Linked DNA regions of Homo sapiens: region 1 is linked to region 2. Evidence: chromatin loops called from intact Hi-C (ENCODE). Cell type or tissue: HCT116. All regions are shown on one strand. Each heading gives the region's core, and the rest is flanking DNA. Links, peaks and the distances in the headings are about the cores only.

Evidence for each region. Hi-C counts contacts between places; a loop is a spot of excess contacts. Peaks named below come from ENCODE experiments on the same cell type or tissue, not always from the same donor. Only the 100,000 strongest peaks of a DNase experiment are listed, where the experiment ranks them.
Region 1: it touches region 2 in a loop (6-fold over the local background); 6 of 110 quality-filtered maps call a loop at or near these places.

The regions. Positions count from the first base shown.
Region 1 is chr2:30,162,140-30,167,520 of GRCh38, forward strand. No RefSeq gene overlaps it. Among named protein-coding and RNA genes, the nearest start is that of YPEL5, 18 kb to the left of the region's middle. In HCT116, for the core only: a CTCF peak has its summit at 3,047 (motif pointing right); a DNase peak (open chromatin) is centred at 3,092.
Region 2 is chr2:30,859,173-30,864,553 of GRCh38, forward strand. LOC124905982 (a long non-coding RNA gene) reads right to left here. Exons shown (of 4, transcript XR_007086268.1): 3 at 401-2,889. Among named protein-coding and RNA genes, the nearest start is that of CAPN13, 54 kb to the left of the region's middle. In HCT116, for the core only: a CTCF peak has its summit at 3,030 (motif pointing right); a DNase peak (open chromatin) is centred at 3,089.

The sequences.
Region 1 (5,381 bases), core at 238-5,237, 700 kb before region 2:
TCCCGGGAGGGGAAAGGGGCTGCAGGTCAAGTTGATTACCGATTGCTATCAGACAGGTGGGATTTGCTAGAAGGGCCCTGGCTTAGAAAGGTGGACAAGAAAAATGATGGAAATGTGATGGGTCAGAAACCTTTGATTCCTGGGTGGCCACATGGCCACCCATGGTATAGAGCTGCAGCTGCACTCAGTTACTACCAGTAAAATTTAGAGATAGATCCAACTCGTAGAGAGGTGATTGACTGGATGCATAAGGAAATGCAAGCTAATAAGAAAAGTGAACTCTACAATCCCTTGGTTATTATCTATAATAGCTAAAATGAAACAGAGTGCTGGGTCCAACTTTGATGCTGCACCAAGCTTAGGTTTCAGGCTGAGCTTCAGCCACTAGCCTCAGAGCTACCCACAAGGGCAAAGTTAAGCAGCAACAACAAAATACCTCTCAGATCTGTGGTTACCAAGAAGGTAGTCAATGTCGGGGAAAGGCAAAACCAAGTAACTTGAAACCAGAAGGTATAATGTACAAGGATTTGTTACATTTCATAGATCCATATCATTAGTTTCCTGAGGAACCTTTACTAAAATGGACTATGAGAGTAATTTAGGGGCAGTATCTTTTGTTTTAAATGCTGCAGAATGGAAGAAATGTTTGGGTTGATGGAGGACCCACAGCTCACTATTGAAAGATTGCAGATGGCTAAACATGATCCAGACACATAGGAGGTTATTCTTGAGGAACAGCTAGTCTGGGGGACTGGATTTAAAAAGCCACTGTAAGATCTGTTTACCCTGAGAATGGGGACTGTCCAACTTCCCCTATAAATGCCAAGCAGAACACCCAAGATAAAGCAGCTAATATACTTCATGTGCAAGCCATGTGGGACTGGCTTTATGATGACCCCGATAGTCACCCACCATGTATGCCCATTACCCGTGTCATGGCCAGTGCTATAGTTAAGAGAGCCCCATTTTCATGGGCACCTCATACAACCTTGCTGCTACAAAACATCTGCTAATACATGAGAATCATTATTCAAAGGGTTATTGAAAATACAGTTGTGGTATGTTACCACCTGATAAAAGCCTATGTCACAAGAGGCTGATAGGCTAAGAAGTATGGGTAAGAAAAAAAAAAACAGATTAATATGGCTTTCCATCTGCTTTAAAAAGTGTCTTAAAATGGATTAATACACCAATTAGATAAACTGGCTTTAAGGAGCAGAAGAGTCCCTGGGAAAGAGGCATCTAGTTTCTGGGAAGACTGCTACATGTAAAATATAAAGACATATCTTCGGCCGGGCACAGTGGCTCACGCCTATGATCCCAGCACTTTGGGAGGCCGAGGCGGGCAGATGACAAGGTGAGGAGTTCAAGACCAGCCTGGCCAACATGGTGAAACTCTATCTCTACTAAAAATACAAAAAATTAGCTGTGCGTGGTGGCGAGCACCTGTAATCCCAGCTACTCGGGAGGCTGAGATAGGAGAATCACTTGAACCCAGGAGGCAGAGGTTGCAGTGAGCCGAAATTATACCACTGCACTCCAGCCTGGGCGACAGTGCAAGACTCCATCTCAAAAAACAAACAAACAAACAAAAAAAACATCAATGCTGACTAACTTTAGCTGTGTGACTTTGGGAAGTCAGTTAACCTCTGAATCTTAGTTCTCTCAAGTGTGAATTGTAAAAACAAGCCTTGTCTTAAATCTTGTCAGAACATAGTGAAATATAGAACATAAAAACCTGTTGATAAGCAGTATGCATATATCTGGAGTAATTACTTTTTTCAGTAATCCTGAACAACTCTTCACAATTTAACCTAATTTGTTCTAAATTATAGAATGACCAGAATGCTTTCAAAGTTCTTTAAATCCTTTCTGGATTTAACATGTACTGATAAACCTTTCAGCAAATGAGGATTTGAAATCTGCAGTTTACTAAATGTTACTATCTTGACTTTTCATTATAAGGAATTTTTCATAATCTTCTATAATATAATTTTACATGGCTTTCAAAAATCTTCAAAGCTGCTATTTTTCTCCTACCATGGAGCAGAAGAGAAAAAAGGTAAAAAGCTCATTGAATATAATATCAATGGTAATTAAAAAGCCACCATTTCCCCCCGCAGACAAGCTAACTTTGAGAACCTGCCAGAGCTTTCACTAACAGCAACTGACTCATTTTCTCCTGTGTTGGTCTCAGCTTATTGCATACTACTGCTAGAATGAAGTTCGTCCAGTTTTTAAAGAATCCTAAGGTGGTGAGATAAATGGTTTATATACTTCTTCTGATGTGCCCTACAGATGAACAAGTTATCTCTTCCTCCTGGATTTAAAGCAAAATACAAAGACAAAGTCCATATAGTAATTTTAAAAACCTGTATCCAAAGCTAATTTGAAAGCCCAGCTTTGCAGGTGATATTTGTGTCCTTGAGGATAGACCAGAGGTTTTCAGGGACTGGTGCAGTTTGAGAAATCCCCTGGTATGCCCCCGACCCAGGAGAGGAGGTTGGCTTCCGCCACTCCTTGGAATTCACTTAGAATTTCCCTCTTTTCCAGCAGTTAAACTGCCATGGAAGGAGCTGGCCACCACCTTCTCAACTATCCCACTCTACCTGGAGCCCTCCCAGGAAATACTGGGCAAAGTGGAGACATTACTGTGAACTCCAGAAAATTCCACGAGTGTAATCTCTTCCCACGTAACCCATCTCCCTTCCCCCAGGATCCCAGCCCAATGCAAGGTGTTCAGAGGCGTTTCTGAAGCTTGTCAATATGCCAAAAGGAATAAAATATTTCAGTCCCTTTCAAGTGAGTCAGGTTCTGTGTTAGAGAAGGCTCCTTAGGGCAGCAACAGGAAGCGAGTTTCAAAGTTTGAGGGGACGGTATTTTTAAGAAATGGGCTAATGAGTAAAACATTCAAATGATCCTGCTAAAGTTTACACTGAAAAAATGTTTTTAATTAAAAAAAAAAAAAAATCAGCTGGAAGCTTTGCTACCAGAAAAGTACCAGTAGGTGGCATGAGTGTGCAAGAAATTCCACTCAACCACCAGTCAAACCTATCTTTTGGAAAAGAGAAACGTTGGGGCAGTCAGTTCTTGTTGCTGTTCGTCCTCTAGGGTGCAGTACCAGGAGCTGATGCAAGGGACCGTCTTACTGCAATGGCACGACATCATTGGGCAGAATCGAATTATGGAGAAAATGCTTTGCAGACTATCAAGTGCGATGCAATAGTACTGTTTCCTCTTTGTGATACATGATTTTTTTTCTGCAATGTTTGTTTTAGTATCTAAAGCTTTAGCTTATACAACTTCAAAAATGTTTTTTGTCGAAAACTATGTTTTAATATTGGCTTTTAATTTGGTAATGGTAACCTGAGGCCTCAGAAAATTAAATGTCACAGTGTGACTTTGAAGTTAACCTCTGGAAGCTCCATTTCCTCGACTTTAAAATATGAAAAATAATTTCTAGAGAACATGTGTGAGGACTTTATAAGCTGTATGGAATTCTAAAAATGATATATATTACAATAACTTGAATGAGGTTCAGTGTTACTTAACCGGTAGTGTAGGCTCCAGTTGCTGCAAAGAATTTTCCCGTTCATTTCTCCATTCAGCAGTGCTTGAGTGCCTGTTATGTGTGTCAGGCAGTATAGTAATAGAACAACACCTGGCACCTGTTTCCCAGCGGCCAGATGAAGGATATTTGCAAAGCCAGTAAAATTACTGAATGCATTCCTGCTGCAGGAAATGAAAGGTATTCAGCGTAGGGGTGCATGAACTCATGAAGCAGAATAAAAGGTCTTTCCTCTTCCAGCAATTGCTTAATGTCTGCATTAGAAACAAGGAAGCCTTTCAGATTAAGTGAAAATAAATCTATTTCCATGTGTAAGAGATTCTGAAATTGGCTTAACTATACACCCTAAAACAAGCTTTATCTGTCTCCCTTGCAGAAACAAATATAAATCAGCAATTTTGGGGCATACGCCAATAGGAACACTGACACCTCTGGCAGCCAGGCCAAGCAGAGGGCTTCTGTAACAGTGAGAGGCAAGGAGTCAAGGCTCAGAGCTGCCTTTGCACAAGAAACATCCCAGGTAAAGCATGACGATGGATTGCAGGGAGGAAGGGAGGTGAAATTCAAAGAATAGTAAATCCGTAGGACCTCAGGTTTAGCCATTGGTTGTGATCAGTGTCAGTGATCTCCAACTTAAATGCCTCCAGGTGCCAGGTCACTCAAGAAGTGGGCCTATGGTAGACAGCTGAAATCAGGGCTAACGGGGTGAGCAGGGAAGAGCATGTACCCCTTAAAGATGGTCACTTTCAATTTAAGAGAAAATTCTAGCCAAATACAGTTTATTCTTTGGGCCTTAGGGGCTTCAGTTTATATTCTTTAATTTAGTCTAACCTCCCATTTTAAACATTTGGAACCTAAGGCCAGGAGAAGTGAAGTGACTAAGCCAAGTTCTCATTGTGAGGAGCAGAGACATGACTACCCAGGGTGAGACATTTCACCTTAACAAAGCACAGCAGAGTATGCTAAACGTCTTACAAATGTAGTAATATTTTCAAAACCTGGTGAGGCAAACTGGCAAAGAGTGGGGACCCTGTAACCGGAGTGCCTGTGCGTGAATCCCAGCTTTCACACATGATCACTACGCCCTGAGGCAAGTTTCTTCACCTTTCTGTACCTCTGTTCCCTCATCTCTAAAACAGGGTTAATAATAGTACTACCTTCATAGGGTTGTTGTGAGGCTAAAATGAGATAATAGATGTAAAGTGCTTAGACCAATGACTGGCCCATAACTATCATCACTCCCATTTATAGATGAAAATGGATGCTCAGAGGTTAAGGTCACACAGTTTTACTTAGAGGTCAAGCGTGTGTGTGCGCACAGACAGCTGATGTGGAACTCCCTTTTAGATGCCTGATTTCCAAGCCTGACCATCTAAGCCCCACATCTGCCATAACCAGACTTGGGAAGGAAAACAAAAGGAGGGACTGGTACAGATCCCAGAGCGAGGTGCCAGTTGTTTCTTTCCACTTTTCAAGAGTAGCTAGGCTTCTAGAAAAGCAAGCAAGGATGAAGTAGTTGACATATATCAGTGTTTCTCCAATTTGAGCATGCATAAGCCTCACCCACAAGGTGTGTTAGAACAGCCTGCTGGCTGCACTCCCAGAGATTCTGATTCCTCAGGGCTGGGTGGGGCCTGAGAACCTGCATTTCTAACTAGTAGATGATGCTGGTGCTGCCAGTCCAGAGAGCACACTTTCAGAACCACCGACATACCTCTTTTTCTAATCCTCAAAATAAGCTTATGAGCTTGGCATCATCTCCATTTTCTTATAGAGAAAACCGAGTTCAGAGCATATGGCTGACTCATCCAAC
Region 2 (5,381 bases), core at 98-5,097:
ACAGAACAAACACGTGAACAGACACACAAAGCAAGTGCCTCTTTAAAGCATTTTAGAGAAGCGAGTGTAATCATACAGGAAAGAATAGGGGTCCACCAGGTGAGGAAAAGGAAGAGAAGAGAACGCTAAACAGAATAAGGAGTATGAGTATGAACAAAAATTCAAAATGCTCCAGGAAGAGATAAACGTTTCTGATTTTGAAACAGAGAACGTTGCAGGGGCAGACGGCAGTGGTAACACTGAAATAAATGTAGGTCAACCCAGATTGTAAAGGATCTTATGTGAGTCTGGGCTTCAGTAAGGGAAATTAAAAGGTAAGTGGATTTTTAAGGTGAGTTGTTGCAAGAACAGAAAATTTATTTTTGATCATTCCATCATAACTTCCCCATGGTTTTCCTACCTAGCAGCATTTGAAGAACGCCTGTGCGTGGAATCAGCCAGAGAGACAGCAAGAGAACCCCATCTCTGACAATGGCCTGGATCACCTATCTCTTCAAAGCAGAGTGGAACCAGGCCAGGAGGGAGGTGTCCCAGGGTGAGCATGCACAGGAGGGAGTCTGCAGAGCCAAATGCTGTGAAGCTCCTGCCTTTTGGGCCCAGAGACTTCTGAGACTCGTGCTCTCCCTCTGTGCTTTCAACTTATAAAACCTGCTGTTTTGATCTGAAAGAAAAAAAAAAGGGATTCAGCTGCTAGGTTAATGCTGTTGGCTAAGTATTTCAGAGACACTTCATGACTTACACATGAGCAGAGAATGGGCCCGGGAAGCAGCAGCTGTGGGAATCAAGGCTGTCCACTGAACCTGTATGAAGCACAATGTTCTTATCTATAAGACGGGAGAAGTAAGCCCTGTCCCACATTGCTTCCCAAGGAGGGGACAAAGGAGGCTGTTCAAGGCAAGTCTCTTCACCAGACATCTGTTGTCACATTCATGATGCTGAACAAAACCCTCAAAACCACAGTGGCATCCAAGAGGACTCACTGAATTAGCTCATGAGACTGGGCTTCAGCTGATCTGAGCTTGGCTGCTCCTAACTCTACTTGCACATGTGATTGTGCTCAGCTGCAGGTCAACTAATTGTGTCTGCTGATACGGGCTGGGCTCGCGTGCATGCCTGGAAGTGAGCTACCTATCTATTGCTGACCTAGGATGGCCATTGGCTGGAACAATGGGATGCCTTGGTTCTATTCCATGGGCATGTTTTCTAATGGCGAAATATAGGGCAAGGATGAGTGGAAACACACAAGTGCTTTTTTAGCCTCTGCAATGGCACATCTCCTAACATCCCATTGGCTAAAACAAATCACATGGTTAAGCCCAGCAACAGAGTGAGATCGTGTGACAAAGTTACAGTGGCATAAGGTGAGGATCAGAGAGTGGTGAAGAATTGGGCCATTTCTGCCATCTACCACAGCCTCTATAAACTGTAAACTATGCAAATAAATGTAAGGCAATATTACTATCCAAAGGCAATTTAATCAATGTATGCTTGTTGAATTGATTTACGTGGGCATTGGCCTGTCTCAGACCTGATTACTTTCACAAGTGTTTTCCAATTACCCCATAGTTTTTCATAGCTAGAATAAAACTCCATTTAAAAACTATCTGTAAATTTTTCTTGGACAGCTGAGCTCTCTGCTTTCTCTCCGTCTGATATTATAGTGCAGGGGTGGGAAGTGGGGGATATTCATGGTGATTTTCTGTTTCTATTTAGCTTAAGTCATCAGCGATAACTTTAACTTGGCAGTTTCATCAGGGCTCTTTCTAAATGTGCTGACATTTCAATTAAATGTCAGTGGCATCATTCTGTTTACCAGCTGGAAGATTTGTAATGGGGAATATTGGTAGTGCCAGAGACTAGAGATTTCCATTTGGTAAAATGCCAGCCAATGTTTTTTGTCTCTACTACCCCCTGAGGATCCTTCACACGTGGGTTTTGACAGGCGGATTGGCCCTTCAAGATGTCCCTCATGCTGTAGGTCAGGAATTTTCAAATTGTTCCCTGAAACCCTAATGCGGGTGCTTTTGATGTTAGGTTTTTTTTTTAATTTATTTTTTTGCTTGGAGCTTGGAATGAAACCTCTTCTGCTTTCCAAGTTTAATTAAAGAATAGTCTGAGCTTGCAAGGCAGGCAATTAAAAAGTTATTAATTACAACTACATATATATAGTAGGCTTTTAATTGAAGCAGCAAAAGAAAATCATTATTCAGTTCATAGACTATGGGACTAGGCTGCCTAGGTTTGAAGCCCAGCTCTAGCTTGCTCTGTGACTTTGGGCCACGTATCTAGCTATTTGGGCCTCCCTTTACTCACCTGGGAATAATAGTGTCTCAGAGAGTTATGAATTAAATGAGTTGACATGTTTGAAGCACTCAGAGCAGTGTTGAAATATGATTGTCCATTATTCATGTAATGCAACCAAAATAAAATACAGATAGAAGTCAGATGCTGAAGTGTATGCCAAAAAAATGCAACTGTCATCCACGATCCCTGACTTAATGTTTTCTGTTAAAACAACCTCATTGTCACTGATTGACTTTGTAAAAATTTCTAGTCATTAGAAATTACTTTTTAAATGCATAAAAAGTAATTACCATTTACCTGTTTGATATGTATCAAGTTCCAGATGAGATTTCATTTGAGAGAAAAACATTCTGCTGCTTAAAAAGTTTGAGAGCCACTGTTCTTAGCCATTTTACAGGATTCTAAGTGAAGGGCTTAAGAAAGCAAACTCAGATACTCAGATACTTATCCAGCTTCTATGTGGCCCTGGAGGACAAATTCCCAGGTTGAGTGTTTCAACACAGAGCTGAAGTCTTTCCCCAGTGGTTTCCACCAGCACGTCCAGTTCAACTAAATATTGTAAGAGCATTTGGTGGTAGCAACATCCTGTGGAAATAGTAATTGTCTTGTTTGTTTACCAGAGCTGAAAATGGTCCTTTAAATGGTTGCTAAAGCATGAGAAACCCCAGAGGTGCATGTGGATGTTACCATCATTGCTATTAGGCCTAATTCTAATATTTTGGTTCAGCAGAAGCCATGAATATGGCAGGACTCCAGGGGGAGCCCATGGCAGTAGGTTTCTGCCTCTTCACTCCTGCCACCGTGTGGACAGATTGCTGCAAATCAATAAATAGATATATTTTTAAATTTTATTTATTTATTTATTTATTTTTAGGCAGAGTCTTGTTCTGTTGCCCAGGCTGGAATGCAGTGGTGCAATCAAGGCTCACTGCAGCCTCAACCTCCTGAACCCAAGCAATTCTTCCACCTCAGCCTCCTGAGTAGCTGGGACTGCAGGTGTATGCCACCACACCTGGGTAGTTTTTTTTTTAATTTTTATTTTTGTAGAGACAACTTTTTGCTGTATTGCCCAGGCTGGTCTTGAGTTCCCAGCCTCAAATTATCCTCATGCCTTGGCCTCCCAAAGCGCTGGGCTTACGGGTGTGAGGCACCACATCTGGCCAGCAAATCAGTTTGATTCAAGTTAAGGAAGAAGCTGGTGGATCTGCAAGCTCAAACAGGGCAGTGATTCACCCACTTTTCTGCCAGGGCACTGGAGTGAAGCTGCCCTCATTCTCTCTATGCTTGCAAAAAAGCCCCTAATGCTACTGCCCCTTCATCAAAAGATCATTAGGAGAAACCCAGTAGTGGGGATGCCACCAGCTACCATTATGTTCAGCACAGCTCCCTACACTGAACAGGATCTGCCCCACTTCACAGGTGGGCACATTGAAGTCCCAGTGGCCCAGCTGGGCTTTGAATTAATGGTTTCTGATTCCAGGCCCATTATGTTTTGCACTCTGTCAGCTGCTATCAGGGACGGCTTCAAGGAAGAGCTGTCAAGAACTGGAAACTTTATAAATTAATGTGAAGCTTGATTAATCTACATTATTATTATTTTTGCCCAGGGGGCCTTGGAGAAATAGACTCTATTTTCCTTTAGCTATTCCTACTGTGGGGAGTCAAACATTCCCATGCCATGGGTTCTTACCCCATTTTAGCAGCTTTATATAATACTAACTTAAAGAATAGAACTGCTTTATTCTTAACACTTCCATTGTGGTTGGCCACATAGCTTGGTTTTACTTTTCACTGTAAGGTATGTTGGTGCAATAAACATCTTTGTGTTTAATGCTGAAATACCGTTGTTGGCATACAGGAACATAATTTATTTGTATATATTTTTAAATCACAGCCCTCCTAAAAAAAGCTAAATTCTAAAAACATAGAATACAAACAGTGGGCTTGCTGAGACTCCTCCCCAGGGAGGAGGATTGGTTCAGAGAAGGTCAATACCAAATCATGCAGGGGCTTGAATGACAAGTGCAGGCCTTTTGATTTTTTTGTTTTGTTTTGTTTTCTGGGGAGTAAGGTGTTGCTAAAGAGGAAAGGAAGGTGATGTACAAGCCAAGTGTGGGACTGTAAATCTGAGGTCAAAAGATAGAATTTAATGGCTCAAAGGCCGGGAGCAGTGACCCATGCCTGTAATCCCAGCACTTTGGGAGGCCAAGGTGGGCAGATCACCTGAGGTCAGGAGTTCGAGACCAGCCTGGCTAACATGGTGAAACCCCATTTCTACTAAAAATACAAAAAATTAGCCAGGCGTGGTGGCACACGCCTGTAATCTCAGCTACTCAGGAGGCTGAGGAGGAGAATCGCTTGAACCTGGGAGGTGGAGGTTGCAGCAGTGAGCTGAGATTGTGCCATTGCACTCCAGCCTGGGCAACAAGAGAGAAACTCCATCTCAAAAAAAAAAGTAGAATTTAATGGAGCAGAAATATGAGGCAGGGACAGAAGTCAAGCCTGGCTGCTGTAGCGATTACAGCTCTGTAGGTCTCTGTTTCCTTGTCTGTGAAATAACTAGTAAGCTTAGAGAACAGAAGAGTCTTCTCAGCTTCACAGCCAGATAGACCTCCATATAAATTCTAGTTCAGCTACTTTTCCATCTGTATGATGGGGAGAATTTTACCCACTCCATAGGATCATGGTAATAACTACAATTATGATTATAAAGAACATGCTCCAGTTGTTGGCACATGTTTAAATAAGCAGTAAGTGTTTCATCCCCATCAATTTTATGGCCTGGAAATTGCCTAAGCTCTCTTCCAACTCAGATGTGCCATGGTTCTATTATGTGATGAGAAAACAATTTAGAAGAATGAAGGACTATAAATTAAATTACTAGTTAATAGATTAATGGTTTAGTCTATTTAAAAAAATCATCTCCTGGCAAGAACCCAAAGGAAAATAATAGTTATTAAAGATCCAAACATTTCACTGAGAAAAAATGATGTTGACTAGAGAGATTTTCTTCAGAATGTGTTTAATTCACAACTAGATGCTATCCAAGACTTCTGGGTCAGTTTCTCTCAGCTCCC